3 separate regions of the Homo sapiens genome follow, and regions 2 and 3 are each linked to region 1. Evidence: read pairs that join two places in POLR2A ChIA-PET (ENCODE). Cell type or tissue: A673. All regions are shown on one strand. Each heading gives the region's core, and the rest is flanking DNA. Links, peaks and the distances in the headings are about the cores only.

Evidence for each region. Peaks named below come from ENCODE experiments on the same cell type or tissue, not always from the same donor. Only the 100,000 strongest peaks of a DNase experiment are listed, where the experiment ranks them.
Region 2: POLR2A ChIA-PET joins it to region 1 with 11 read pairs; 3 of 35 experiments call an interaction of 5 or more read pairs at or near these places.
Region 3: POLR2A ChIA-PET joins it to region 1 with 10 read pairs; 6 of 35 experiments call an interaction of 5 or more read pairs at or near these places.

Annotation. Positions count from the first base shown.
Region 1 is chr12:50,045,350-50,055,391 of GRCh38, reverse strand. No RefSeq gene overlaps it. Among named protein-coding and RNA genes, the nearest start is that of ASIC1, 7.2 kb to the left of the region's middle. RefSeq lists an enhancer at 3,480-4,408. In A673, for the core only: no CTCF peak of the experiment used is centred there; a DNase peak (open chromatin) is centred at 4,691; H3K4me3 peaks cover 324 bases; H3K27ac peaks cover 1,669 bases.
Region 2 is chr12:50,237,020-50,247,061 of GRCh38, reverse strand. The region is part of intron 2 of LIMA1 (LIM domain and actin binding 1); the gene reads left to right. Among named protein-coding and RNA genes, the nearest start is that of MIR1293, 7.8 kb to the right of the region's middle. RefSeq lists a silencer at 43-92. In A673, for the core only: no CTCF peak of the experiment used is centred there; no DNase peak of the experiment used is centred there.
Region 3 is chr12:49,926,892-49,936,933 of GRCh38, reverse strand. LOC124902930 (a long non-coding RNA gene) reads left to right here. Exons shown (of 2, transcript XR_007063302.1): 2 at 3,861-6,110. Among named protein-coding and RNA genes, the nearest start is that of AQP2, 19 kb to the left of the region's middle. In A673, for the core only: no CTCF peak of the experiment used is centred there; no DNase peak of the experiment used is centred there.

The DNA.
Region 1 (10,042 bases), core at 769-8,768:
GGTCAGGAGTTTGAGACCAACCTGGCCAACATGGTGAAACCCATCTCTACTAAAAATACAAAAAGTAGCTGGGCGTGGTGGCGGGCACCTGTAATCCCAGCTACTCGAGAGGCTGAGGCAGGAGAATCATTTGAACCTGGGAGGCGGAGGTTGCAGTGAGCCGAGATTGTGCTATTGCACTCTAGCCGGGGAGACAAGAGCGAAACTCCATTTCAAAAAATAAAAATAATAAGATAAAACTGCAATGCCAGCCAGGCGTGGTGGCTCACGCCTGCAATCCCAGCACTTTGGGAGGCCGAGGTGAGTGGATCACCTGAGGTCAGGAGACCAACCTGGCCAACATGGTGAAACCCTGCCTCCACAGAAAATACAAAAATTAGCCAGGCGTGGTGGCACGCACCTGTAATCCCAGCTACTCAGGAGGCTGAGGCAGAAGTGCTTGAACCCGGGAGACAGAGGTTGCAGTGATCGGAGATCGTGCCACTGCACTCTAGCCTGGGCAACAGAGCGAGACTCTGTCTCAGAAAAAAAAAAAAAAAACTGCAATGCCATGGCTCCACTTTAGACCAGTTAAATCAGAATCTCTGGGGCTGTGGCGCGATCTTGGCTCACTGCAAGCTCAGTCTCCTGGGTTCACGCCATTCTCCTGCCTCAGCCTCCCAAGTAGCTGGGACTACAGGCACCCGCCACTACACCTGGCAAAGTTTTTTGTATTTTTAGTAGAGACGGGGTTTCACCGTGTTAGCCAGGATGGTCTCAATCTCCTGACCTTGTGATCCACCCGTCTCAGCCTCCCAAAGTGCTGGGATTATAGGCGTGAGCCACCATACCCGGCCTTTTTTTTTTTTTTTTTTTTTAAGTTGGGGTCTCACCCTGTCGCCCAGGCTGGAGTGCAATGGCACAATCTCGGCTCACTGCAACCTCCGCCTCCCCGGTTCAAGAGGTTCTTCTGCCTCAGCCTCCCGAGTAGCTGGGATTACAGGCGCACACCACGACGCCCGGCTAATTTTTTGTATCTTTTGTAGAGCTGGGGGTTTCACCATGTAGGCTTGAACTCCCGACCTCAGGTGATCCACCCACCTTGGCCTCCCAAAGTGCTGGGATTACAGGCATGAGCCACTGCGCCCGGACAATCGCCCAACTTTTTGAGGCCTTTAACATATAGCCAATCTTGAGCAACCTTGCTCTTCAGAACTTATGGGTCTGAATTATGGTTTCATAGTGTCACAGGCCCCAGTCTTAGGAAGTTCTTTCTTATATACAACCTAAATCCCTCATGCTGTTGTTTCTTCTTCGTTTGAGAAGTGATGGGTCCTTGCACACACACATCCCCTCATCCCTACCCTGTACATCGCAGCAAACCTTCACCGAGGGTTTTCCTGGATCAAGCCCCAAGATTGGCCCTGTGGACATGGTGAGGATTGGCAGAGTCCTTGCCTCAAAATATCCCAGTGTGGAAAGAGAGACAAACATGTTGACTTGTGACTCTAGTGCAAGGGCCAGGAGTGAAATAGAAGGCTGAGCCAGGGCTGCCAGCAGAGAGAGGCAGGGGGGCAGTCACTCTGACAGGGGTTTGTGGGACAAGGATGAGGAAAAGAGGAAGTTGGTGTTGGCAGGGCCTTAGTAAGATAACACTTGAGGGATCCAAGGGCTGTGATTAGTGTCTCATTACTTCTTTCTGCTTCTCTGGCCCACCCACCCCTTGTCCAAGTCCTGACAGAGGATACTGGCTCCTTCAGCATCCTCCCAGCTTCTTCTCCATGCTTCGTTTTCTCTGGACCCTGCAGTCCTTAGACCTCAGTACCCTTTATCCCCACCACGGACTGAGAGGGAAACAGGCCTGAAGATATTTCTCCTTCTGCTGGCAGGAGGCATCTAGCCAGGGCCCACTTAGGACTTTGGCCTTGTGCTCACCTAGGTTCAAATCTCAGCTCTGTCACACCAGTGCTGTGTGGCCCTGGGCAAGTAACCTAGCCTGAGTCTCACTTTTCTCCAGAAACCATAAAACCCAGCTAATGCCCATGCTGTTGAAACAATGTGTGTCTAGCAAACAGTAGGGGGTGTTCCATCAATAGTGGCAAGCATTATGATCATCCCTGAAAGGCTGATGGGGGCAAATTCCCCATGGATGCTTCCCTTGCAGATGGCCCCATCTGCTTTAGGTGCAGAAGCGCCCTCCAGCCTCTCAGAGATGGGTGAAGAGGGAGGGTAAAGAGGGGGACAAGACCCCCTGGGATTTCCAGGCAGCTCTTCTCCGCTCCCCCGTGCATGAAATCACACGCGCCCCAATCTGTCTGCATCCACTTCATCTGCCGGCTCAGCAAATGCAGAGACAATTAAGGAGTTAATTAGCACGCACTGGGAAGGGGCTGGGGACCTAAGGCTGATGGGACCCAGCAACACAGCCTCCCCACCCTCCATACTCAACGTTGTCCCCCCACCACCTGCCAACCCATAACCCTCATCTTTTCCACTGCTTTCTCTTTTTACTAGTCCAAACACTCCTCTTACCCCACTCCCACACTTACCTGCTATCCTCACCCTTTCTCCCCCACCTTATGCTATCCTGTCTCTTTTCTCTCATTCCTCTCTCTAATCTCTTCTCTCCTCCTCCACTCAGCTTTTCTCCCTTTTCCCACTCAAGTCTCTGTCTTCTCCATCCTTCTAGGACTCACCCTTTCCTCCTCCCCACTTCCTCCTTCTAATCTAGCCCCCTCTTCACTCCCCATCTCTTCTCCCTCTCCTATTCATCACCTTTCCCTCTCCAACTTGAATATGGGTCTCAACAAATGTGCCTGTCCACTGGTTCATGAACATGGGGCTCTGTATCTGCTACAGGAGTCCATGGGTTCCAGGTTGCCTGTCAGGCAGGTGTCTGCCTCTGCAATCCTGAAGGAGTGATCTCTGGTCCTCACCGTTCCCCAGCACCTCTCATTCCTGGCTCTCTCGGTGTCTCAGGCTCTCTTTCTTGTGCCAGTGCATCTCTGGGGGGCTCTCTCCCCATACTGCTGCCTCTGTCTGGGTCTCAGCAGTTTGTCTGCACATCCAGGACCATGTTGAACCCTTCTTTTTTCTCCCCAATTAGGGGGTTGGGGGACAGCAGATGGCCACCTTCCTTCTATGGCACATTACAATTTGTGTGTCAACATGCCATTTGGGGGAGTCAAGACTTCAGAAGGGAGGGATCATTAAAGAGACAATAGGCTGGGCATGGTGGCTCACACCTGTCATCCAAAGCACTTTGGGAGGCGGAGGCAGGTGGATCACTTGAGGGCAGGAGTTGGCCAACATGGCAAAACCCCATCTCTACTAAAAATACAAAAATTAGCTGGGCATGGTGGTAGGTGCCTGTAATCCCAGCTACTCAGGAGGCCGAGGCAGGGAGAACTGCTTGAACCCGGAAAGCAGGGTTTGCAGTGAGCCGAGATTGCGCCACTGCACTCCAGCCTGGGAGACAGAGCCACACTCCATCTCGAAGAGAGAGACAGAGAGGTGGAGAAATCGGGGCCAAGGCAGAACTTCAAAGGGCAGATGGACACACAATATGGAGTGAGAGGGAGGAGTGGAGACAGATGGAGAGGAAAGAGAAGAGAGAAGGTAGGGAGAGATGGAAAGATAGAGACTTCAAGATAGGGAAGAGACTGTTAAGGTCCTTCCCTGCTTTCAAATTCTGGGTCTTTGAGAACAAGCAAGAAAGGAGAGAAACAAAAGGTTCACATAGTGCCTGGGGTTATTTCCCCTCGCAGGAAACTTCCCTGGTTATCTCCCTACGGTAGCACTGACCCCCACTTCCCCCCTACACCACCTGCCCTGGTTTCTCTGTTTTGGGGGCTCTGGCTGGCCTGAGAGCAGATCTGTCCTGTCTCCTCCTCTTGCACCCCCTCAAGTCGGGGTGCTCCCCCAGAGCGAGCAGCGGCTGTCTTGACTACCAGAGGAGATGACGGAGGGGGAGAAATGTGGCTGAGACAGGCCTGGTGAGAGGAATGCGCCCAGGTCCAAACACAGCCCGCATTCGGTAGGTGCATTGTATTGAGGGCGCCCTCAGGCGGGACTGGCTCTCTAGCTCTGGGGTGCTGGGACCTGGCCTGAGTCTGGCTATTGTAGCCTCTCAATAGCGTTTAATGAGTTGTATAATAAGGAGCACCCCTGCGGGGGTTCTGGCTGGGTCTGGGCTTCCCAGGGCCTGGGGACACCTTCTTCCCCTGCATCAGTTGGCTTTTCAAGGCGCTTGTGTCTCTGAGCTGTCCCCCAGCTAAGTACAGTCCTCCCCTCTCCCCATCCCCCATAGGAAGACCCCTCTACAGCCTGCTGCCCTTCCCCACGGACCCCCCTCCCACCCTACCCAGGCCCCTCTGGAAGACGCAATCTCAGCGCCCAGGGCGGCCGCCCAGCCAGAGGAGGCAGTGCCGGTGAATAATTCATGGGGCTGGGAGGCCCTTATCTCCCTGGCCGGCCCCACCCGGGGCCCCGGCGCTGGGCCGCCGTCCCGCGGCTCCCCGCTTTATCTCGACGCCCAGCTTGTAATGCAGCCCGCCATATCACAGGCAGAAGGGGAGATTAATTTTCTAGTTTTGCATGGGCGGGGAGGGGGAGGGGGCGAGGGGAGGTGCTGGGGAGCAGAAGCTGGGATCTTTCCGATTTCAGACTCCAGCGGCTTAATCCTCTCCCAGGCCTGCAGGAAGGGGAGGAAGAGGTTGTTGCAAGCCAAATTTCATCATCAGCGGCAGCCCCAACAGAGGGAGGAGGCGGCGAGGGGCAAACAGACGGGAGAGGCAGCGGCGCTGGCGCAGAAAGGGGAGTTGTTTGGAAACAGGGTAATAGGCGGCCCTCTCAGCCTCGGCTCACAGGAGGCTCAGCTTGTCGGGAGCTGGAACTCCAGGCCGTGTGGGGCTTGCACGTGGGCACATGTATGTGCACACACAGGAGCTCCGGGCACATAGGCATACTCTTTGGGAACGGACACCAGGCTGGTGTCCGCTGCACCTCACACAGTGCCTGGCACAGAATAGACAAAAAAAAAAAAAAAAAAAAATGTTGACTGACTGAGGGGCTAAATGTCTGAGAGAATGTTGATGAGCTGAGCACACACAGCTCCACATGCTCCTAGAATCTGGCTCTGCCGTCTTCTTGCCATCTGCTCGGTGGACCCTGCATGTACAGACTGCTGGCTTCGTTGGTTTTCTGTACCCTCATAGTCTACACAGGTCAGTGAGGGTGGCCTGGGAAACCTGCAGGTTCCTGCTGCTTCTGCTTAGATGACACAACTACCCAGAGCTAGTAGAATCCACCGTCTGTTAGCTGAGCACCTATTACATGCCAGGCCTTGGGCTGGGCAGCCCTGTGTTTCCCAAGATCAATCAGAAGTGGGTCCTGCCTTCAAGGAGCTTATGGGTCAGCAGGGATGACCAGACACATAGGTGTTTGGCTCTGATGCAAGAAAGAATGCGATGCTTGCCAAGAAAGAGGTACTATTAAAGAGTTCAGAGGCAGGAGAGAGTTGGAGATGACCATGAAAGCATATTGGAAGAAGTGATATTTGAGATGGGTTTTGAAGGATGATAGGAGTTTGCAATGGCCATAATGGCATGGGAGGGAGGCAAGGCATTTCAGGTGGAGGGATAGTATGAAAGAAATGTTGATGATGGGGGACCAGGGTGAAGCATAGGGAGGAATTTAATCTGTCTGGTTGGCTGGAGGTGGCAGGGAATAAATAGTGAGGGCCAAGGCTGAGAAGTAGGAAGAGGTGAGGACGTAAGTATAAAGGAAATTGGATTTGCCCTGGGGTTACTGGAGAGCAATTAAATGGTTTTGAGCAGGAGGTGGCATAATCAAGGTAGTACTGGGATAAGATAAAGACAGCCAACATTTATTTAGCAAGTATGTGCTGGGCATTGTAGTAAGTGCTTCAAAAGGAGTTATTAAATCCTCACAACCTTCTTAGGTAGTATCATCCCATTTTATAGATGAGGAAATAGAGTCACAGAGATGCAAGCAATAGAATGGGGATCAATTGAAGACCCAGAAATCAGAGACAGGAAGCTTAGGATAAATTCTTTAACACCTCAGGTGCTTTTGGGTATGGAAAAAAATGTTTGTTATTTTTTGTACTTTGATGTCCAATTTATTAATCTCTATTCAAGTAATATTCCCCAAATACTCCCATACTATTTATACAACCAATAAATCAAAACTCAGAAATTTAGCAGGTTATGTTTCCTCAAATATTTAAACATTGATTGCAAATGAAATCAAATATCAAACTCTTCATAAATCTGTTTTTCTTTTCTTTCTTTTTTTTTTTTTTCAGAGACAGTACCTTACTCTGTTGCCCTGTCTGGAGTGCAGTGGCACAATCATAGTTCACTGCAGCCTCAAACTCCTGGGCTCAAGCAATCCTCCCTCCTCAGCCTTCCAAGTAGCTAGCATTACAGACATGTGCCACAACTCTTGGCTAATTTTTGTTTTTGTTTTTTTGAGATGGAGTCTAGCTCTGTCACCCAGGCTGGAGTGCAGTGGGGCAATCTCCGCTCACTGCAACTTCCACCTCCCAGGTTCACGCGATTCTCCTGCCTCAGCCTCCTGAGTAGCTGGGATTACAGGTGTGCGCCACTACGCCCGGCTAATTTCTGTATTTTTAGTAGAGATGGACCTTCACCATGTTGGTCAGGCTGGTCTCGAACTCCTGACCTCATGATCTGCCCGCCTTGGCCTCCCAAAGTGCTGGGATTACAGGCATGAGCCACCGCGCCCTGCCTAATTTTTGTATGTTTTGTAGAGACCAGATCTTGCTGTATTCCCCAAGTTGGTCTTGCTGTATTGCCCAATACAGGTCGGTCAGTACAGGTCAATCAGGCAATACAGGTATTTCTATATTGCCCGAAATCCTGGCCTCAATTCTCCTGCCTCAGTTTCGCTTATAAGGTTTAAACACCTTTAAAAGCAGACGAAACATACAATACAATTATTGCAAAAAAAATCCACCCACCCATTATGAATTTAAATTTCTCTGTTTAATATTTCTAATATTATGTTCTTTATTTTTATTCTTTTTTCTTTTCAGAGATAGGATTTTTTGTGACTTAAACTAGGGAGTAGAGATTTACCTTCTCCAACAGGCTGAGGCTGCAGAAGGAGTTGATTGGGATGGTTTGGGACCGGGCACACAAATCCTGGCAGGGTGGGGCTTCCAAGGAGATTTTTCGGGGAGTTCATTATGCAGCTCTTCACCTATTTCATCAGAAATTGTCCTCTTTATGCTCAGACCAATCATAGGTTCTAGTTTTGTGTGCGTGTGACCCTAATCTTTTCTCCAAATAATTCTAGTTTTGAGTACCTTATCTTTACAGCACAGCCCACCACGTAACCACTGTTCTCAGTGGAGCCTGGTCTGGTTCACTTAAGTCGAAAGCCCTTGGTCAATTGGTTAACTGGAACTACATCCCTTCCTTCTCATCAACCACTAAGACCTACAATATTGTCAGCTAGGGTGCTGAAGCAAGGGTCTAAGACGTGGTATTAAGAGCTTGAATTAGGGCAGTGGCAATGGAAATAAAAAGGAAATGACAGTTTTCAGACACTCCATGAAGGCAAAATTGACTTCTATTAAATGGGGGATAATAGCTTACCTCATAGAATCAAATGAAAACACGTGAAGTCCTTTGTACCTTATAAGCACCATTAAGTCCTAGTTGTTTTGGCTTTTGTTATGTTACTAGTACAAGCGGTCAAGGAGGAAACCTTCGGGGTTTCATCAAAATTTAAGGGGTAAACAGAAAGCGGACGCAGATAAGAGGCTGAAAGACAAAGGGACCTGAGAAAGATTGGCCAAAGACATGGGAGAAGAACAGGAGAGGAGGAATGTCCCTTAGGCTGAGAGGGTGGGAGGCAAGGGAACAGTTACAGAGGCCCAGGAGTGTGTTACAGAGGCCCAGGAGGGAGGTGGTGAAGGCCTGAACTAGGTGGGAACCATCTGGGTGTGTTAGAATGTCTCCTGGGACACACCTGGGCTGTAGGTCTTAGTGGTTGATGAAACAAAGGGATATCTTAGGGGAAATTGCAGATGGTGGCTGACTGGACGCACTGATGAGTGTGAGGGGAAGCTGGCAATTTTAAGTTCATGTACTTGGGGCCTGGCCAGGTGCAGAAAAGGAAGGTTGGGGTGGCCCTAGGTTCCTACAATGCACAGAAAAAAGGTACCCTGTTGTGACTAGGCTTGACTCTCCTTTGCAAAACGAAACTACTGTCTTAACCATGTGGCCCTCAGCTTTCTAGTGCAGCTAGCACCTTCTGCTCAACCTCCACCCTTTTCCTGGGAAGCAGAATTATAGAAGTTTCTTTTTTTCTTTTTCTTTCTTTCTTCCTTTTTTTTTTTTTTTCTTGTGAGATAGAATCTCACACTGACACACAGGCTGGAGTGCAGAGGCACAATCACGGTTCACTGCAGCCTCAACCTGCCAGGCTCAGGTGATCCTTCCACCTCAGACTCCTGAGTAGCTGGAACTACAAGCACATGCCACCACACCTGGTTAATTTTTGTATTTTTTGTAGAGACGGGCTTTCACTATGTTGTCTAGGCTGGTCTTGAACTCCTGAGCTCAAGTGATCTGCCTGCCTTGGCTTCACAAAGTGTTGGGATTATAGGTGTAAGCCATCATGACCGACCTATTTTTTTTTCTAGTATAATATTTACCTTAAAATTTTTGACCAGGTGCAGTGGCTCATGCCTGTAATCCCAGCATTTTGGGAGGCCGAGGGAGGAGGATCACTTGAGGTCAGGAGTTTGAGACCAGCCTGACCAACATGGGGAAACCCCATCTCTATTAAAAATACAAAAATTAGCCGGGCGTGGTGGTGCATGCCTGTAAATTCCTGCTACTCAGGAGGCTGAGGCAGGAGAATCACTTGAACTTGGGAGGTGGAGGTTGCAGTGAGTCAAGATCGCAGTATGGCACTCCAGCCTGGGCAACAGAGCAAGACTCCATCTCAAAAACAAAACAAACAAAAAAATTGGTATAAATTGCAACGTTATCTATGTAAGTATTAACCTTTTTTCCCTTCCTCCCCTTATTTATGCATGTATTTGAGACAGGGTCTCTCTATGTTGCCCAGGCTGGACTTGAACTCCTGGGCTCAAGGGATCCTCTCACCTCAGCCTCCTGAGTAGCTGGGATTACAGGCATGTGTTTATGGAACTGGCAGGGTCTTTAGAAATGATCTAATCCAGGCCGGGTGCGGTGGTTCACGCCTGTAATCCCAGCACTTTGGGAGGCCAAGGTGGGCGGATCGCGAGGTCAGGAGATCAAGACCATCCTGGCTAACATGATGAAACCCCATCTCTACTAAAAATACAAAAAATTAGCCGGGAGTGGTGGCAGGCACCTGTAGTCCCAGCTACTCAGGAGGCTGAGGCAGGAGAATGGCATCAACCTGGGAGGCGGAGCTTGCAGTGAGCCGAGATCGCGCCACTGCACTCCAGCCTGGCTGACAGAGCGAGACTCCGTCTCAAAAAAAAAAAAGAAAGAAATGGCCTAATCCATCTTTCACCTTTATCATTTAACAGACAAGGATACTGAGGCCAGAGAGCATCACAGGCATGATTAGTGACAAAACTGGGATTAGAATCCTGGTATCTTGACTCCTTGTCTAATACCTTTTCCCCCTGGTTACCCTACTGCAAGAGAACTTGGCCCCCATATTACCCATTATCACCTGGCTGCCTGAAGAGATTTTTCTATATAATTAGTCCCTATTATGGCTTGCCAGGCCTAAAAGCCCTGGCACTGGGGTCTTATTAGGGGGCTTGTGGTGATCATCGCAGGGATAAACCTTCAGAAAAGATGAGTCCTGGTCGGGCGTGGTGGCTCATGCCTGTAATCCCAGCACTTTGGGAGGCCGAGGCGGGCAGATCACCTGAGGCCAGGAGTTGGAGACCAGCCTGGCCAATGTGGCGAAACCCTATCTCTAGTAAAAATACAAAAAAATTAGCCGGGCATGGTGGCAGGTGCCTGTAATCCCAGCTACTCAGGAGGCTGAGGTAGGAGAA
Region 2 (10,042 bases), core at 1,116-9,115, 190 kb before region 1:
TGGGCTCAAGCAATCCTCCCACCTCAGCCTTCTGAGTAGCTGGGACTATAGGCACACACCACTGTGCCTGGCCTGGACATGTTTTAAAATCATCCTATATTCTGATTCAGTATGTGTGGATAGAGTCCAGGAAATTATGTTTTTAACAAGTATCCCAGGTAATTTTTACCTTCAGGGAAGTTTAAGAAGCACTGGTAGTGGAAGGGATGGACTTGTGGAGTCAAAGCAGTGAGCTTGAAGTGGAATGAGTCGAGTCTAAGATAGGAGATTGAAGCAAAGGATTATGGAAGCTGAACACGAATAAAGGGAATAGGAAAGCAAGCAGTCTGCCATGGAAAAATACAGAAGGGAGAAGGAACTGGTGTAATTCATTTAGGGCCAGATGGAAGACCTCGGATGCTCTGCTAAGGTTAGGATTTAGTAAGAAAACCAGGGAACGCAATTGGTTTTCATGTGGGGAGAGTGACATGATCAGACCGGTATTTTAGAAAAAGCCTTCTGGCAACAGTGTAAAGCTATATTAGAAAGGTGAGAGATTGGTAACATGGAGACAATTTATGAGGCTCTCTTGGGAACCCAAGTGAAAGCTGTTGGGGGTCAAGGGGGAACAGGAATAGAGAGAAAGGGAAGGATATCAGACGGTGTTGAGATGTGATTATGGGACTTGGAAACTCCCTGTCCTGCACAGAAACTTCTCCACGTTCTTACCCTTTTCACCCTCCTTAGCCCCACCTGTCTTTAACTAAACTTGGCTTTCCCTTGACATGCATGACATGCATTCTGTGTTTGAGCAGTGGCTGCCTGCTCTTTCTTTTTTTTTTTTTTTTTTTGAGATGGAGTCTCACTCTGTCACCCAGACTGGAGTGCAATAGTGCAATCTCAGCTCACTGCAACCTCCGCCTCCTGGGTTCAAGCGATTCTCCTGCCTCAGCCTCCCGAGTAGCTGGGATTACAGGCACATGTCACCATGCCCGGCTAATTTTTGTATTTTTAGTAGAGATGGGATTTCATCATATTGGTCAGGCTGGTCTTGAACTCCTGACCTCATGATCTGCCCACCTCGACCTCCCAAAGTGCTGGGATTACAGGCGTGAGCCACCACGCCCGGCCTGGCTGCCTGCTCCTTCTGCACATGCTTCCCTGAAATATTTTGGGGGCCAGGGTTGCTACTCTTCTATATCTCCAATAATGTTTCCCATTCATTGTTTCTCATGCCTGCTTCTGAAGTTCTAGACATGTGCTTTCAGGCTCACATCTAACTATAATGCACTGTTATCCTCCCCTTCATTGCAGTGGCGTGCCAGCCTCCAGGGGACGCTGGCTTCTAGCATCATTTTTTTTTTTTAGTGTTTCTCACTGGGGGTGCTGTAGCATTTGGGGTAAGGCAGATCTTCCCCATGCAGGGTATTCATCATCATGCCCTCCTCTAAATGAACCCATGACATTGTGACAACCAAAAAAGAAAAAAAAAAGTGATAGGGGAGAAAACCCAACAAGATTCTAACACATGTGTCTAAATGTCCCCCAGGGCCATTGGCACCAATGGTGTCCTCATTAAAGGATCACTGGGTCCACATCAGTGACCTGTCTGATACTTTGGGCTCATAATTTCTTTTCTTTTTCTCTCTCTCTCTTTTTTTTTTTTTTTTGAGACAGGGTCATACTCTGTCGCCCAGGCTAGAGTGCAGTGGTGCAATTATGGTTCACTGCAGACTCGACCTCCCAGGCTCAAGCAGTCCTCCTGCCTCAGCCTCCCAAGTAGCTGGGACCACAGGCATGCACCACCATGCCCGTCTAATTTTTTATTTTTGTAAAGACAGCGTCTCACTATGTTGCCCAGGCTGGTCTTGAACTCCTGGATTCAAGCGATCCTCCTGCCTCAGCCTCCCAAAGTGCTGGGATTACAGGTGTGAACCACTGTGCCCAACCTGGACTCATAATTTCTTGATCTTCCCTGTTTCTGCAACCTGCATGTTGTCTCCCATGCCTCTGCCTCCCGTCTCAACCTATCACTCAGAATCCTTCTCTGAAATGATGCATTTGGAGAACCTACTGTTTGATTGGAGCCTTCTGTTTTTCCACTTGTTTAACTCTTATTCCCAGTGACCCTGTGTTTTGACCTCACCAGGACACCCAGCCCTGGATGTCAGTCCCCTTCCTGGCCTCACTTTCTTCCTTGCCCAGCTCAGTCACTTCAGTGAGGCTCTCACCTCTTCCCCAGTGCCTTTCTCACCACTCTATTCTGTCATTGTCCAGCCCAGCCAGTTCTCATTAGGATTTGGGTCCTATAGTAGCACTAAGGAGAGTTAAGAGGTTGGAAAAGGCTTCATCTTTAGGGCCTTCTTAATCTTGCAGAGAGAAAGTGCAGAGGGATCTCACAGGTCCTTCTCATGGTATACTGGGTTCACTGTCTTTTCTCCATGAAGGCTGAAAGGATTGCAAAACTGTCAATCCTGAACCCATTAATTACAATCAGTGTGCCAGGCACCATGCTAGACCCTTGATAGAAACACATACTATTTTGGCTGGGCACGCTGGCTCATGCCTGTAATCTCAGCACTTTGGGAGGCCATGGCAGGTGGATCATTTGAGGTCAGGAGTTCAAGACAAGCCTGCCCAACATGGTGAAACCCCATCTCTACTAAAAATACAAAAAAATGGCTGGGCGCAATGGCTCACACCTGTAATCCCAGTACTTTGGGAGGCTGAGGCGGGCAGATCACGAGGTCAGGAGTTCAAGACCAGCCTGGCCAACGTGGTGAAACCCTATCTCTACTAAAAAATACAAAAATTAGCTGGGCATCGTGGCCCATGCCTGTAATCCCAGCTACTCGGGAGGCTGAGGCAGGAGAATTGCTTAACTGGGACCTGGGGGGCGGAGGTTGCAGTGAGCCGAGATCACGCCACTGCACTCCAGCCTGGGCTACAGAGCGAGACTCTGTCTCAAAAAATAATAATAATACAAAAAAATACAAAAATTTAGCTGGGCGGTGGTGGTGCGTGCCTGTAATCCCAGCTACTTGGGAGGCTGAGGTGGAAGAATCACTGGAGCCTGGGAGGCGGAGGTTGTGGTGAGCCAAGATCATGCCACTGCACTCCAGCCTGGGCAACAGAGTGAGACTCCGTCTCAGAAAAAAAAAAAGAAATATATAAAATATATACTATTTTGAATCCTAACAAAAACTATATGAGGAAGGGGCTTTACCCCTCTTTTATAGTTGAGAAAACTGAGGTAAAGGAAGTAACCTGCTGAAGTTAATATTTGAGTTTGTTCCTGTCACATATTTTTCTTCTGATGTGCTTAACACATGGAACTGGTTTGGAAAGATGAATAGAGTTATTTGGTAGGCTTGGAGAATGCTGAAGACATTCCAGAGGAAGGGGAGCAACAGGAGGTAAAGGCATAGAAGTAGGACAGGTGGTGGTATATACTGAAAGGAGTGAAAACCAGGGAATCAGCCTGGATTTCTGTTCTAGGTTTTATACTCAGTGGAAACACGTTGCTAATATTACTTAAGGTTTGTAAGGTTCACTCACTGCAGCTTCCCAAAGAAGACTGCAGGACTATTTTCCGAGATCAGTTGAGATCAGGCGCGTTGAGGGTGGTATGGCTGTAGACTACAGGACTATTTTCCACAAAGCATATACTAATGTCTGTTTCCAACACCTAGTGGCTTTATATTTATGGGGTTTGCAAATAGTGAGTCCTATACAAGCCTAGCTAAAAACAGTAGGAAAACTTAGGAGGTCTCTGATCAGAGATTAATATGAAATTGTTGTTTGGAGGAAGCTTAATCTAGCTGATGTTTGTAGATAAGTCAGCTTTACTTTCTAATTGTTAACAGTGCATTTTGTGTTTATATGTATAGAAGAGTACTTTTTCTAGCATCAGAGCTTGTGTCCCATGGTCCTTTATAGCTGCAGGCTTATTTCTCTGACTAAGCCTCTATAACAGTCGTTAAATTTGAGGTAAGAAGTTCCTATTGATACATCCATTTGAATAGCTAGCTTTGGTTTCACTCACCACTGACTTCAGCATAATATGATCCTTCATTTGATAACAGTTGACTCTTTGGGTGGAATTTGTTTGACTCATACATTTTTGGAATTAAAGAGAATCTAGCCTGGTAGTTTTTAAACTATCTTAATTGAAGTCTTCAGAGGAATCTCAGGGCCAGTTCTCCAACAACTGGAACACCCTAAGGGCTAAACCCAAGCCCAGATCCCAGGCCCAGATCCCAGTCCCAGATCCCAGGCCCAGCTCTTTAGATTTTCCATTCCAGCAATCCTGCTTTGATCCCTTGTAAAGGTTAGGTTCTGCGTAAGACAGCATTTGAAGAGAGGGTTCTGCAGCTAGCAGAGCTTGAAACCACTGGTCTGGCTAGCATTTGCCCTATTCCTTTGACAGATTAGGAGCTTGAGGATTAGCAATTATGACTGAAGGTCATACACCAAGATGGTAGAATTGATGATCACAGCATGAAGATCCCTAACCTAACCCCCTGCCAGCATGCCTCTACCTTATCACAGCTTCTCCTGTTTTTGTTATAACTTTACCCATTCCTAGTTCCAGGAAACAGGAGGAGGCCGGGTAGAGAGGATCACTTGAGTCCAGAAGCTCAAGGCTGCAGTGAACTATGATTGCACCACTGCCTTCCAGCCTGGGTGACAGAGTGAGAACCTATCTTAAAAAAAAAAAACAAAGAGCGTTCATATTTAGTTTTCTGTGACTATTCTTCCTTCAATAAGAAAAAAATTGACCTTCAAGTCAGCCTGGTTAACTTCCTCTTCTTTCGCTTCTCTGTAACATTTTAGTGGTGAAATTTTTCCAGAAGAAAATACATTGCTTAAACCTTGGGAGTTTCTGTTTTCCCTTTTTGGCTCAGCATTCCCTTTGCTCTATTTGAGGGCATACAAGCAAGAGTCATGGCTCAGGAACTCTGTTTTCTGGCCCTAGAAAAATTTGAGACACTGTTATTACTCCCCAGATAATTTTAGCGTCCTCCATCAGCTGCCTGCCCCACAGCTGAGCATTAGTGAGCTGTTGCAAGATTAAATTCCTTATGTAAAGAAAAGGAGGCTGGACCGCAAAAAAAAAAAAAAAAAAAAAAAAAAAAAAAAAAAAAAATCTGGGAAGGAAAGAGGAACAAAATTTTAATTACAGAAATTTTATTGTAAATGTTTTATTTTCTCAAATTTGGATCTTCAAAATGGTGCCCCCATTTTGTGTCCTTCACATTTTGTGTCAGAAGAATGCTAGTTGCTGTAAGGGCCTCTGAGAAAAGTCTGAGGCCTGAACACGGAATTCAGAAGTATTGAGCCTCAGTCTTGTGGCAATCTAAGAGTACAAAATATAAAAGTACCAGGGATCTAACTTGGAAGAAAGAGGTGGTGTAGAGCCTTTCTCCCTGTTATCTACTATTTAGCAGGAACTTCATTACAAATAAAAGGTGGAGATATTTGAGTAGGGGTTTGAGAACAGGATTAAAGACAGCCTTTGGTGTATACACCTGGTCTTACAGATGCCTCCATGCTAAAAGGACAAGGCTAAAGATGGGAACTATTTTGATTTTTTTTTAATCTATGTTTCTATTAGACACTAAAGGGAAGGGAACCTCTGAGCTTATTTACTCAACTAACCACAATGTAAATACCTTGCCTTGGAGAACAGTTGGCTAAATATAAACCTGTCTGCCAATTGGTTCTAGTTTTCATATATTGTATTATTGCTGTAATATACTGTAGATGATTATCCAAGGGGTGTGGAAACGCAAGTTCAAGGCCAGTTCTAAGTTCCTTTTTATAATAGCTACAATCCACTGTATCCCTGAATTCTCACTTTTAGGGAATCTCTTAGACAGATATATTAGTACAAGTGGGAAAAATATACGTAAAAGGACATTCCCCAAAGCGTTATTTGCAATGGTGAAAAACTGGAAACAATCCAAATGCCCATTAAAGGAATATGGGTGAATTAATTATAATGAGAGAGGATTGTCAAGATTACCAAACACTTCCATGTTGCTAAATCAAAGGGATGTTTCTTGGCCTTTATCTTACATGAACTCTCACCACTTTTTCCCTCCCACATTTTTGCTTCTCTTGGCTTCTCTGGCAGTCTCATCATTTTCTTCCTCCCTCTCTCTCTCTTCCTTGTCAGTCTCTCTTATCATTTGTTCTGACTGCTGAAATGTTCGAGTCTCCAGGACTGAGTTCCAGGCATCTTCTCACACTACACACTGCTTGCAGATGTCATCTACTCCTGTGGCTTTAATACCATCCATGGGCACGCAAGTTCTAAATGCATACAACTAGCTCAGAGCTTTCTTCTGAGCTCCGGACACATGCATCTCATCACTGCTACCACCAAATGGATGTTTTAGTTAACATGGCTAGCATTGAACTCTTGATCTTCCCCGTTTCCAAATTTGCTCTTCTTTCACAATTCCTCGTCCCAGGAAGCATTACTTCCATTGACTCAGCTGCCAGAAACCTAGGAATCATTCTCTCTTCCCCATCTGATTACTACCCTACTGATTCTTTCTCGAAATATATCTCAAATCTATTCACTTTTCTTTATCTCTAGTGCCATTATCTCTGCAGCCCAGCCAGCATTATCTCTCATTAATGCCACCTCCATTCTCAGCCCCTCCAGTCCATTCTCCACACTCCAGAGCACTCTTTAAAAACACGAATTGAATCAGTGACCATCCTACCATTAAATTCAAAGTCCTTAGCATTACCTGCATGGCCCATCCCTGCCTCCCGCCTCATTGCCTGCCCTTTCCCCTCTCAGTGAGCTTCTGCAACACTAGAGTTCTTTGTGCACCCTATATACATGAGACACTTTCTTGCCTTGAGGCCTTTATGCATGGTGTTTTTCTGTTCCTGGTATGCTTTCCTCCCTTCCTTTTGTCTGGCTAACTTCATCTGGTCAAACTTCACATCTCAGCCTACAGGTCATTTTCTCAGTGAGGCGCTCCTTTTAAAAATTTTTTATTTTATGTTATGTTATGTTATGTTATGTTATGTTATGTTATGTTATGTTATGTTATGTTATGTTATTTTGAGATAGAGTCTCACTCTGTTGCCCAGGCTGGAGTGCAGTGGCGCCATCACGGCACACTGCATCCTCAAATTCCTGGGCTCAGGTGATCCTCCCACCTCAGCTTCCTGAGTAACTGGGACTACAGGCGCATGCCACCAAGCCCTGCTAGTTATTTTTTTTTTAAGAGATGGGGTCTCGCCATGTTGCCTAGGCTTTTCTCAAACTCCCGGGCTCAAGTGATTGGCCTGCCTTGGCCTCCCAAAGTGCTGGGATCACAGGCTTGAGCCATCGTACTCATCCATTTGTTTTTAGCTGACAAAGAATAATTTTACATATGTATGGGGTCCAATGTGATGGTTTTTTGTTTGTTTTTTGAGACAGAGTCTCGCTTTATCACCCAGGCTGGAGTGTGGTGGTGCTATCTTGGCTCACTGCAACTTCCTCTTCCCAGGTTCAAGCGATCCTCCCACCTCAGTCTCCGAGTAGCTGAAACTACAGGTGTGCACCAACGTGCCTGGTGGCTAATTTTTGTCTTTTTAATAGAGACGAGGTTTCTCCATGTTGCCCAGGCCAGTCTTAACTCCTGGCCTCAAGTGATCTACTCGACTCAGCCTCCCAAAGTGCTGGGATTACAGGCATGAACTACCACATCCAGCCAATGTGATGTTTTAATACATGAATACATTGTAGAATTATCAAATCAGGCTAATTAATATAAGTGAGGCTTTCCTTGATTTCCTCTTCCTTTCTCAATTGTGTTCCTTTGTTATTTAATAATACCCTGTTCTTTTTTTTCAAAGGACTTACCACTCTGTGTGTGTGTATGTGTATGTATATTTGTGTGCTTCTGTTTTTAGTGTCTAAATTGTAAGCATCGGAGAGCAGATATTATGTCTGTTTTGGTTATTTCTTTCGTTACTTTTTCTCTAGTGCTTGGAACATAGTAGACAGCAATAAGTATTTCTCGAATGAAAATGTCAGCTTCTCTGAATTTCTCTCTGAAATGGAGAAAGGGAGAAGCAGAATAGTATGTATCACATTATCTCATTTTTGTTACTTAAAACTCAAATATGAGTTGCAAATATTTTCTCCCACTCCATGGGAACTTTTCACTTTGTTGATAATGTTCTTTTTTTTTTTCTTCATGATTTTTTTTTTCTTCGTGAGACAGAGCCTCGCTCTGTCGCCCAGGCTGGAGTGCAGTGGTGCAATCTCAGCTCACTGCAACCTCCACCTACCAGGTTCAAGCGATTCTCCTGCCTCAGCCTCCTCAATAGCTGGGATTACAGGTACCCACCACCACACCCAGCTAATTTTTATATTTTTAGTAGAGACGGGGTTTTACCATGTTGGCCAGTCTTGACTGACCTCAAGTGATCCACCTGCCTCGGCCTGCCAAAGTGCTGGGATTACAGTCATGAGCCACTGCACCCGGCTTGTTGATAGTGTTCTTTGATGCGCAAAAGTTTTTTTTGTCTTTTTTTGTTTGTTTTGTTTTGTTTTTTTTGAGACAGAGTCTTGCTTTGTCGCCAGGGCTGGAGTGCAGTGGCGCAATCTCGGCTCACTGCAATCTCCACCTCCTGGGTTCAAATGATTCACCAGCCTCAGCCTCCCAAGTAGCGGGGATTATAGGTGCCCACCACCACACCTGGCTAATTTTTGTATTTTTAGTAGAGACAAGGTTTCGTCATGTTGGCCAGGCTGGTCTTGAACTCCTGACCTCACATGATCCGCCCACCTTGGCCTCCCAAAGTGCTGAGATTACAGGTGTGAGCCACCATGCCAAGCCTCAGAAAAGTTTTTAATTTTACTGAAGTCTAGTTTGTTTTTTCTTTTGTGCCTGTGCTTTTGGTGTTGTATTCCAATAAGGCATTACCAAATCTTGTAATGATGAGATGATCAAAAGATAATAAAAAATTAAAATAAGATGAAAAAATAAGAAAAACAAGAATAAGAAAGAAAAACGACAAAAAATAAATTTCAAAAAATCATTGCCAAATCCAGTGTCATGAGACTTTTCCCATATGTTTCAACCAAGAGTTTTATAGTTTCAGCTCTTATAGTTAGGTCTTTGATCCATTTGACTTAATTTTTGTATATGGTAGTCCAATTTCATTTTTTTGCATGTGGCTATCCAGTTTTCCTAGCACCATTTGTTGAAAAGATTTTCCTTTCCCCACTGGATGGTCTTGGCACCCTTGTCAAAAAATTATCTGACCATACATGTAAGGGTTTATTTCTGGGCTGTGTGTTCTGTTCCATTGGTCTGTATATCTGTCTTTATGCCAGTATCATACTGTTTTGTTTTAACTGTGGTAAAATACACAGTATATAACATAAAATTTACCATTTTAACCACTTTTTTTCTTTTTTTTTTGAGACCGAGTCTCACTCTGTTGCCCAGGCTGGAGTGCGGTGGTGTGATCTCAGCTTACTGCAACCTCCACCTCCCAGATTCAAAGGATTCTCGTGCCTCAGCCGCTCGAGTTGCTGGGACTACAGGCATGAGCCACCATGCCCAGCTAATCTTTATATTTTTAGTAGAGATGGGGTTTCACCATGTTGGCCAGGCTGGCCTTAAACTCCTGACCTCAGGAGATCCGCCCGCCTTGGCCTCCCAAAGTGCTGGGATTACAGGCGTGAGCCACTGCACCTGGCCAACCACTTTTAAGAACACAGTTCAGTGGCATTAAGTACATTCATATTATTGTACAATCACTACCACCTTCCCTTTGTCCTTTTGTTGCTGCACAGTATTTCATTATACATATACATTATAATTTACCACTCCTCTGCTAACGGACATTCAGGTTGTTCTCAGTCTTTTGCTGTTATATTTAATGCTATGATAAATAATCCAATATTAAAATCTTTTTTTAGTGTATCTATAGGACAAATTCTGGGAGCAGAAAGAATTGGTAAATTATAACATTTGTGCTTTTATAATTTTGGCAGATATTAAAGAAGGCATAGACAAAATGCCTTCTATAAAGG
Region 3 (10,042 bases), core at 1,163-9,162, 120 kb after region 1:
TTTTTTTTTTTTTTGAGATGGAGTTTCGCTCTTGTCGCTCAGGCTGTCCCCCAGGGTGGAGTGCAATGGTGCGATCTTGGCTCACTGCAACCTTCGCCTCCTGGGTTCAGGTGATTCTCTTGCCTCAGCCTCCTGAGTAGCTGGGAGTACAGGTATGCACCACCATGCCTGGCTAATTTTGTATTTTTAGTAGAGATGGGGTTTCGCCATGTTGGCCAGGCTGGTCTCGAGCCCCTGACCTCAGGTGATCCGCCCACTTCGGCCTCCCAAAGTGCTGAGGTTATAGGCGTGAGCCACCGTGCCTGGCCTGGGGAATACTTTCAAGTGAACAAGACCCCTGCCCTCAACAAGCTTACCTTCCAATAAGATTGGAGATCCCAGCAGCCTCATTTGAATACAAGACACTATAAGAGGCATACTAACGAAATGTCCAGAGGAAGGCATATTCCGAATGGTGAGCCTGGGGAAAGTTCCCTAGAGGACATAGCATTTGGTTTGGAATGACATGAATATGCAGGATTTTGTTAATAGCAACATATTTTTTCCCTTCTATGCAAGTAATTCGTGCTTTAGAATGGCCAAAGCAATCTTGAAAAAGGAGAATGAAGTTGTAGGAATCACACTTTTTGATTTTAAAACTTTTGTTTATAGCAGGGTCCTGGGGTCACACCTGGTTCTGCCACTTTCAAATACGTGAATTTATTTTTATTTTTAATTTAATTTTTTTTTTTTGAGACAGGGTCTTGCTATGTTGCTCAGGCTGGTCTCAAACTCCTGGGCTCAAGAGATCCTCCCACCTCAGCCTTCTAAGTAGCTGAGATTAGAGGTGTGCACCACCACACCGGCTCCTGATTTTAAAACTTACTACAAAGCTACATTCATACTCTGTATCAAGACTGTGTGTAACTGGCATAAGGATAGATATCATAGATCAATGGAATAGAATTGATAGTCTAGAAATAAACCCATATATTTAGGGGCAATTGATTTTCAACAAAGGTGCCAGGGTAATGGGAAAAAAGAGAAATAGTAGTCTTTTCAATAAATGATCCTGGGAAACTGCATATCTACATGCAAAAGAGTGAATCTGGACCCCTAAACAAAAATTAACTAAAAATGACCAAAGACCTAAGTGTAAGAGGTAAAACTTAAAACTCTCCTAAAACACAGCCAACCTTGGTGGCTCATGCCTGTAATCCCTACACTTTGGGAGACTGAGGCAGGAGGATCACTTGAGGCCAGGAGTTCAGGACCAACCTGGGCAACATAGTGAGATGCCATCTCTACAAAAATTAAATAAATAAAAATAATAAAATTCTCAGAAAACATAGAGGTAAGTCTCTTCGACCTTTAATTAGGCAAATTAGGCAATTCAGACATCCAAAGTACAAGTTAAAAAAGATAAATTGGACTTCGTCAAAATTTAAAACTTTTGTGCTTCAGAGGACACCATCGAGAAAATGAAAAAACAACTGATAGAATGGGAGGCGATATTAGCCAATCATATATCTGATAAAGATCTAGTTTCCAAAATATCTAAGGAACTCTTACAACACAACAATAAAAACGCAACTCAATTTAAAAAGGGGCAAAGGATGTGAATAGTTATTTTTCCAAAATATAGATACAAATGGCTAATAATAATAAGCATATAAAAAGATGCTCAACATCATTAGTCACTAGGAAAATGCAAATAAGAACCACGATAGGATACTACTTCACACCCACTATCATGGCTATAATAAAAACAGACACTAACAAATATTGACAGGGATGTGAAGACATCACAACCCTCATACATTGCTGGCGGGGATGTAAAATTGTGCAGCTGCTGTGGAAAACAATGTGGTATTTTCTCAAAAAGCTAAATATAGAATTGCTGTATTGCACTTCCACTACTAGGGTACCCCAAAGAACTGAAAACAGACGCTCAAGCAGATCACTGTATGCCAGTTTTCATAGCAGCATTATTCACAGTGGCCAAAAGGGAGAAACAACTCAAGTGTCCACCAACAGAGGAATGGATAAACACAGTGTGGTATGTCCATACAATGGAATATTATTTAGCTTTAAGAAGGAAGGAAATTCTGACACATGTTATAACATAGATGAGCCTTGAAGACATTATGCTAAGTGAAATAAGCCAATCACAAAAGGTCACATATTTCATGATTCCATTTATATGAAATATCCTGAGTAGGCAAATACACGGAGATAGTAAGTAGAGTTGTGGTTGCAGGGGCCAGGGAGAGGAATAACAGGAAATAATTGCTAATGGGTGTGGGGTTTGTTTTGGAGGTGATGAAAATGTTCTGGAATTAGGTAGTGGTGATGGTTGCACAATTTTGTGAATATACTAAAGACCACTGAATTACACTTTAAAAGGGTACATTTGTGGTTGGGCGCAGTGGCTCACGCCTGTAATCCCAACACTTTGGGAGACCGAGGTGGGCGGATCACCTGAGGTCAGGAGTTCGAGACCAGCCTGGCCAACATGGTGAAACCTCGTCCCTACCAAAAATACAAAAATTAGCCGGGTGTGGTGACACATGCCTGTAAATCCCAGCTACTCGGGAGGCTGAGGCAGGAGAATCACTTGAACCCAGGAGGCGGAGCTTGCAGTGAGCCAAGATCGTGCCACTGCACTCCAGCCTGGGTGACAAGAGTGAGACTCAGTCTCAAAAACAAAAAAACAAAAAAACAAAAAAACAAAAGGAGTAAATTTTACATTATATGAATTTTGTCTCAGTGCAATGCTTTGGATATTTGACCCTTCCAAATCTCATGCTGAAATTTGATCCCCTCTGGTCTGAAGAAAAGATACTAAAAAGAAAAAAAAAAATTCTTTTTAAAGAAATTTGATCTCCAGTGTTGGAGGTGAGGCCTAATGGGAGATGTTTGAGTCACGGTGGCAGATCCCTCATGAATGGCTTGGTGCGGTAACCGGGGAGTTCTTGGTCTGTTAGTTCCTGCGAGAGCTGGTTGTTAAAAAGGGCCTGGCTCTCTCTCCTCTCAGTTGGTCTCTCCCCGTGTGATCTCCAGACACACCAGCTCCTGTTTGCCTTCCCCCATGAATGGAAGTGGGCTGAGGCCCTCACCAGAAGTAGATGCTGGTGCCATGATTCTTGTACAGCCTGTAGAACCATGAGCCAAATTAACCTCTTTTCTTTATAAATTACCCAGCCTCAGGTATTCCTTTATAGCAACACAAAATGGACTAAGACATTCAATAAAAAAGTAATTCATGGTTATCATGGTAAATTTGGAAACAAATATTTTAAAAAAGAAGAGAAATTAGCTGGGTGCTGTGGCTCACACCTGTAATCGCAGCACTTTGGGAGGCTGAGGCGGCTGGATCACTTGAGCTCAGGAGTTCAAGACCATCCTGGGCAACATGGTGAAAGCCCTGTCTCTACCAATAAATAAATAAATAAATAAAAATAAAAAAATTTGCCAGGCATGGTGGTGTGGGTCTGTTATCCCAGCTACTCAAGAGGCTGAGGCTGGAGGATCACTTGAGCTCGGGGGGCAGAGGTTGCAGGGAGTCAAGATTGTGCCACTGCACTCCAGCCTGGGTGATAGAGCAGGACCCCATTTCAAAAAAAAAAAAAAAAAAAAAAAAAAAAAAAGAATCTAGGCAAGACACGGTCCTTGCCCTTGCCCTTGCCCTTGCCAAGGTAGGAGGTGTTTTATAATAAATCTGTCTGTCCAAAAGTGAAGTTGCCTGCCTAGTAAGTAATAGTTACCATGTCTTAAATACTTTCTATGTGTCATGTGTTAGGTGCTTTAGGTAGATTACCTACTGCATCCTCCGAACAGTCCTAGGAGGTAGTTACCAGTGTTATTACTCCCTTTTACAGGTTAGCAACTTACCCAGGTTTCTAGATTTGGAAATGGTGGAGATTCTGACCTCAGGAGAAAAGACCTTCAAGCTCACACTACTAAGCTGCCAGCCTCCAAAGTGCACGTGATGACTGCCTTTGTCAGCACAGCCATGAGGCACTTGCATACCTCCTCGACATCACTGAGTTGGGGGCCAGACACTGGGCTGGGTGATGGGGACACAGTGGTGACTAAGGCAGGGCCCGCCCTCAGGTCATGCACAGAACTGAGGCGGGAAATATACATTGATGTTGTTCTTTTCATTGCACAAAAGAGAAAACTGACACTTTGAGAGGTCGAAAGGCATTTCTGAATTTTACACGCAATGAAGCATGCAAAAGCTTAGCACAGTGACTGACATGTAGTAAAGCTTGATAAATGTCAGCTGTTGTTATTATTTCCAAAGTCACATAGCTAGTCCGTACAAAGCTGTGGCTCAAATCCAGCTCTTCTGGTTCAAACCTCAATGTTCCTTCAAGAGAAGTGCCTGGCAAGGAAGAGCCTGGCTATGCAGAGGTGGGTTCGGGTTGTGTGGTTCCTGAAGCTTATACAACTTGCGGCGAGCTCTTTAAGAAAAATAAAAATTATAAAATATACGAAAATATATGGCCATGTGAATGCATGGCTAGGGCCTATTCCAAAGTCCTAGAAGAGCCCACGCAAGCCGGGCCCTGAAGCTTAAGCTTTCTTACCTCCGTAGCAAGACCACTTCTGCTACCACATGTGGAAGATTTGCTACCTGCGTGGTGGGCTGGCTGGCTGGCCACCGAGGTCCCTTCAGAGACTGAGATTTTGTGATTCTGTGTCCTAAAGTCTATGCAGGAGCACTGCACTCAGAAGCAGGCCAGGGGGCTCCTGCTCTGGCCCAGTGCTTTAGAGGGCTCTGCCATATCACGTATATCCACAGCAGAGACATCTGACGGACCAGTGACTCCCAGGACACAGCACTGCCTGGACCCAAACATTCACTCTCATGACCAACACCAGTCAGGCCCCAAGGAAATGCTTCTTCACACCTCTTACCTTATGTTCTCGAAGCCAAAAGCTCTGGAACCCTAATGCTGGGAAGGTTTGTAGGTTGTACAACTGCCACATGGGAGACAACACTGCTTTCAGGGCAGGGCACAGGAAGGATTCAGAATTAGCTCATCCAAGCTTTCTTCTCAGATCCAATGAATGTAATAGACTCCTACCTAACAAAGTATCCTTTCCCAGAAATGCCAAGTGTCCCTATTCTTGTATTTCTTCCTGTTCCAATTCATGGTCCTGGACATACACGAGTTAGTGCAGTATTCACAAAACCTGCATGTGGCATTTGAGGACTGTTTTGTAAGAATGATTCTCATTAACTCTTATATTTTTGCACGTTTATAGGTCTAGACGTAACATGTAGCAGCATGGTACCAGTTCTTTCCATCACTCTACAGCAGCAGTGCTCAAAGTATGGTCTGAGGATTCCTGGGAGTTGTTGAGCTCTTCTAAGGAGTCTGTGGGGGTCAAAATCATTTTCCTAATACAGGTTGTGTAGCCCTAACCTGAGAATCCAAAAACTGAAATGCTCCAAATTCTCAAGCTGTTTGAGACTCAACATGACCCTACAAGTAGAAAATTCCACACAGGACCTCATGTGACAAGTCATAGTCACAATCCAGACAAAACTGTTTCATGCTCAAAATTATCAAAAATATTTTATAAAATTACCTTTGGGCCATGCGTATTAGGTGTATATGAAGCCTAAGTGAATTCTGTGTTTAGACTTGGGTCCCATCCCAAGATATCTCATGATATATGTGCAAATATTCAAAGAAAACATCTGAAAACCAAAACATTTCTGGTCCCAAGCATTTTGGATAAGGGATACCTAACCTGTAATGCTAAGATATCATTTGCCCTTTTCAGGCTAATTCTCTCACGAGTGTACAGTGGAATTTTCCAGAAGTTACTCAGTGTGTGATGTCACCATCACTCTGATGACTAATGGGATGTGTGCTTGTGTGTTGGGTTTTAAAAGTTATCAGTTTTAATTTCTAATTTGGCAAAAATTGATAGTTATAATTTATATAAACAAAAGGGGTCCTCAAAAGGGGTCTTTGGGGTCCTCAGTAACTTTTAAGAGTATAAAGGAGTTCCAACCTCAAAAAGCTTGAGACTTGTTTGATATTGCTTTAAGAAATTTTCATGATGTACAGGATAGCACTTTGTATGATGAAATAAAAACATTTTTGTAATTTTGTTGTGAGAGTGACAATTTAACATACACCATCCCATTATTTAGTTTGTACGTGGCATATAAAATCCATGGTTTAGTTCTGTATCCAAGTATTGCTTTGAGAATTATATTGATAATTTCCAGCCTTCGCAGAGTGTAATTCACAATTTCTCCACAGTGAAATTGATAAAAAACTAAAAACTATAATGACTCAAAAAAAGTTATCTAATTCAGTATGACTGTCAACAGGACAAAAATTATATAAAATTGTGATTATAACTGCATAATTGGTGGCTTTGCTATTACAAAGGCAAGAAAAGCAAATTTTGTTGAATAAAAAAAAATTATGATGTATATATTTATTACTCAACCAAACATAGCCCGCCCATCATGTGCAATAATAAGTAAATTTAGTCTTCTGTTTTGTCAATTTTCAACTATATAAAAACCATAGCTTTATACATTTTTAAGTTTTGTCATTATGAAAGTATGTTGTCAAAGTAGACAGTCAGGACATATTTTATTTAACACTTTATTAGTCCAGTGGATCATTTTTCTATATTTAGGCACACGGTATGACAACTTGCCTGCGTCCTACGAAAGTTAAGGTGTGCTTAGTACTATGGATTGGGTCATTTCTCCCAGAAGTGGGCAAGAGTTTCCAGAATGTTTAGGTCCTGGATCAACCACTTCTTACTCTAGCTGGTAGTTCTGCCACTGATAGAGAGAGAGGAAGGTGTGAATCCACACTGGTTAGCTTAAATCATGGTGCTTGCTGCCTTTTCTGTAGCTCTGGAATTCCCATCTGTATACATGGAACCTCTTGAGTGTGCAGCGTAAGGCAAACATTTGGCATAGGCAGAGGCCCAGACAGGGAGACCACGCTGGGACCACGCCTCCTATCCAACAGTGTCCCCACATGGATTGCAAGGGTGAATGTGAAGTCCTGGGTGAGAAGGAAGAGCAAAGCATGTCACTTGGGCAGGATCGTCCTTCAGGGTGGCTGACCCAACACCTTCCAGAAGGCTGAAGTCTTGGGTTGTAACTGGCTCCGGGATGCTCCAAGCCTGAGGCACCCTGTGGCTTGGCAGGTGCGGCCAACAAAGCTTGGCTTACTCAGTCATGGTTTCTCAGCACAGGCTGCCTGTCAGGCCAGGAAATCTGGTCCTTCTCCCTCCCACCGTTCATCCCTCCGCCCCAACTCCCCTGCCCAAGAAAGCCTGTCAGAAGGCTTTGCCCAGACCTCAGCTCTCTTTCTAGAGGCAGCTCAGGTGAAGAGCAAGGTAGAGAGCTGTGGGTAGGGGATGCAAGGTGGCAGCCAATGGGAAGGCGGTGCAGGGTTACCTTTTCAGAAAGAGATGTGGCAGAGGAAGACTGGTGGCCTGCACCTCATCTGCGTGGTGGAGCTTGACCTCCCTGTCTATGTCGTATGCTTTTCTCTCCCAGCACTGAAGGAAGGATGGAAAACTGAGGGAAATGTGACCTGTCAACCTCTGCTCTCCCCTCTGCCCAACCAAGAAGTATGGGATACATATCAGTTGAGGGTTACAAGGACAGAAAAAGCCATGGCCATGGGTCCTCCTTTTCCTCCTCTTCCTCTCCAGTTCCCACTAATAAGCAGCTCGCACTGGGTGCTGCACAGGGTTGGAAAGGTGATGCCATTCCCCACTCTGCAGGCATCTCATGGCAGGATACTTCGAGGATATAGGAGCCTGCCAGTCTTCCCCCGCTGGTGAAATCAGAAATATTTGGAAACTCAGCTGGGTACGGTGGCTCACACCTCTAATCCCAGCACTTTCGGAGGCTGAGGCGGGTAGATCACGAGGTCAGGAGATCGAGACCATCCTGGTTAACACAGTGAAACCCCCGTCTCTACTAAAAATACAAAAAAAATTAGCCGGGCATGATGGCGGGCACCTGTAGTCCCAGCTTCTCTGGAGGCTGAGGCAGGAGAATCACTTGAACCCAGGAGGTGGAACTTGCAGTGAGCCGAGATCGCAACACTGCACTCCAGCCTGGGTGACAGAGCAAGACTCCGTCTCAAAAAAAAAGAGAAATATTTGGAAACTCACTGGACAAGGCAAGAGGGCCAAAGTGGAATAGTGGAGACAAAGGCAGAGTGCGGGCAGGTGTAGGGCAGATGGGTTGCATGAAGCCCAGCCCTGAGACTCCTGGGTGGTGGAGATGCTAGGGTGTGGTGGGGTGAGGCCAGAGGCTGAGGCCACGCCCTGTTGTGAATTCAGTTCTCATGAGCACCTACTACGACCTTATCCCCTGCAAAAATGTCCCTTTCCTCACAGCACTTAGAATTTTTTCAACCAATATATATACATTGACAATTTACCATGTACTTGGCTCAAAGCTGGCCACCAGAGTCTCAGAGATAAATATAATTCTAAGACACTTACAATAAAGTGAGAGTCACATGTGCACACAGATATAAGCTGATTAACACTGGAATAAGTCATTTAACTTCTAAAGAACTTGAGTTTTCTCATCTATAAACTAAGGGAGTTTGACTATTTGTAACATATCCTATCTACTTCCAAAAGATTTTGAAATAGCTTCCAAAAACACACATTTATAATAATTTTGTTAAGCTAGAATTAGAAAACTAAACAGCAAGTGGAAGAAGAGAAACTAATGGAAGGGGAGAGGAGACAAAAGAAAAAAGCTAATATGAGGTCAGGTTGGGTTGAGAAGTCAGATGCCAATCGCCCTGGCTATGTTGTCACTAGAGTGGATCATCAGATGTGATTTTTGAGCTTCTTAGCAGCCAAGGAGAAACGAGAAACAGAGGTTTATATGATTACCATCGTATGGCAAAATAACACATCAGGTCTTCAGGAGAAAGTAAATCTTTCCTGGTAGTAAATACTGCAGATAATTTATTGTGTGGGCCCTTCCTTATATACTCAATGTAGATTACAATGCCTTTAGTGGTGGTTTTTCCAGGACAAAAAAATGCAGCTTTTCATGTGGTCATTTCTTCTGCCAACCATCAAGAGATGCCAAGCGTATAACATTAAAATGGAACTTGGCTGAAGGCATTTTTCCTGGGCAGCTAAGCTAAGGTGGTTCTAATGTGTAGTTTTTTGGTGACATGAACTGTTACTAGGATAGAACTCAGAATCTACAGAGGAACAGTTATATAAGTTATATAAGTAGTTTTTCTCACCATCCCTGAGTATTGGCAAATGTTTTCATTTTTGCCAAGCAGAAAGGTGAAAAAGTGATGTTTAATTTTAGTTTTATTTTGCATTTCTTGAATTATGAGTGCTATTAAACATCTTTCTACATGTTTATGGGCCACTGATATTTCTCTTTCTGTAAACTACTTGTATTGGCAAAAACTGCAATTACTTTTGCACCAACCTAATATATATTCTTTGGCTTTTTTTTTTTTTTTGAGATGGAGTCTTGCTCTGTCACTCAGGCTGGAGTGCAGTGGTGCAATCGCAATCTTGGCTCACTGCAACCTATGCCTCCCAGGTTCAAGCGATTCTCCTGCCTCAGCCTCCCAAGTAGCTGGGATTACATGTGCCCACTATCATGCCTGGCTAATTTTTGCATTTTTTTCCCCAAGACGGAGTCTTGCTCTGTTGCCCAGGCTGGAGTGCAGTGGCGTGATCTTGGCTCACTGCAACCTCCGCCTCTGGGTTCAAGCAATTCTCCTGCCTCAGCCTCCTGAGTAGTTGGGATTACAGGTGCCACCACGCCCAGCTAATTTTTGTATTTTTAGTAGGGATGGGGTTTTACCATGTTGGCCATGCTGGTCTTGAATTCCTGGCCTCAAGTGATCCACCTGCCTTGGCCTCCCCAAATGCTGGGACTACAGATGTGAGCCACTGTGCCAGGCAGCTATCTTTAGAAAAAACTGCTTCAGTGTTCTCATCTATAAAATGGAGATAGTAATAATAGCACTTACCTTATAGGGTTACTTACTGTGAG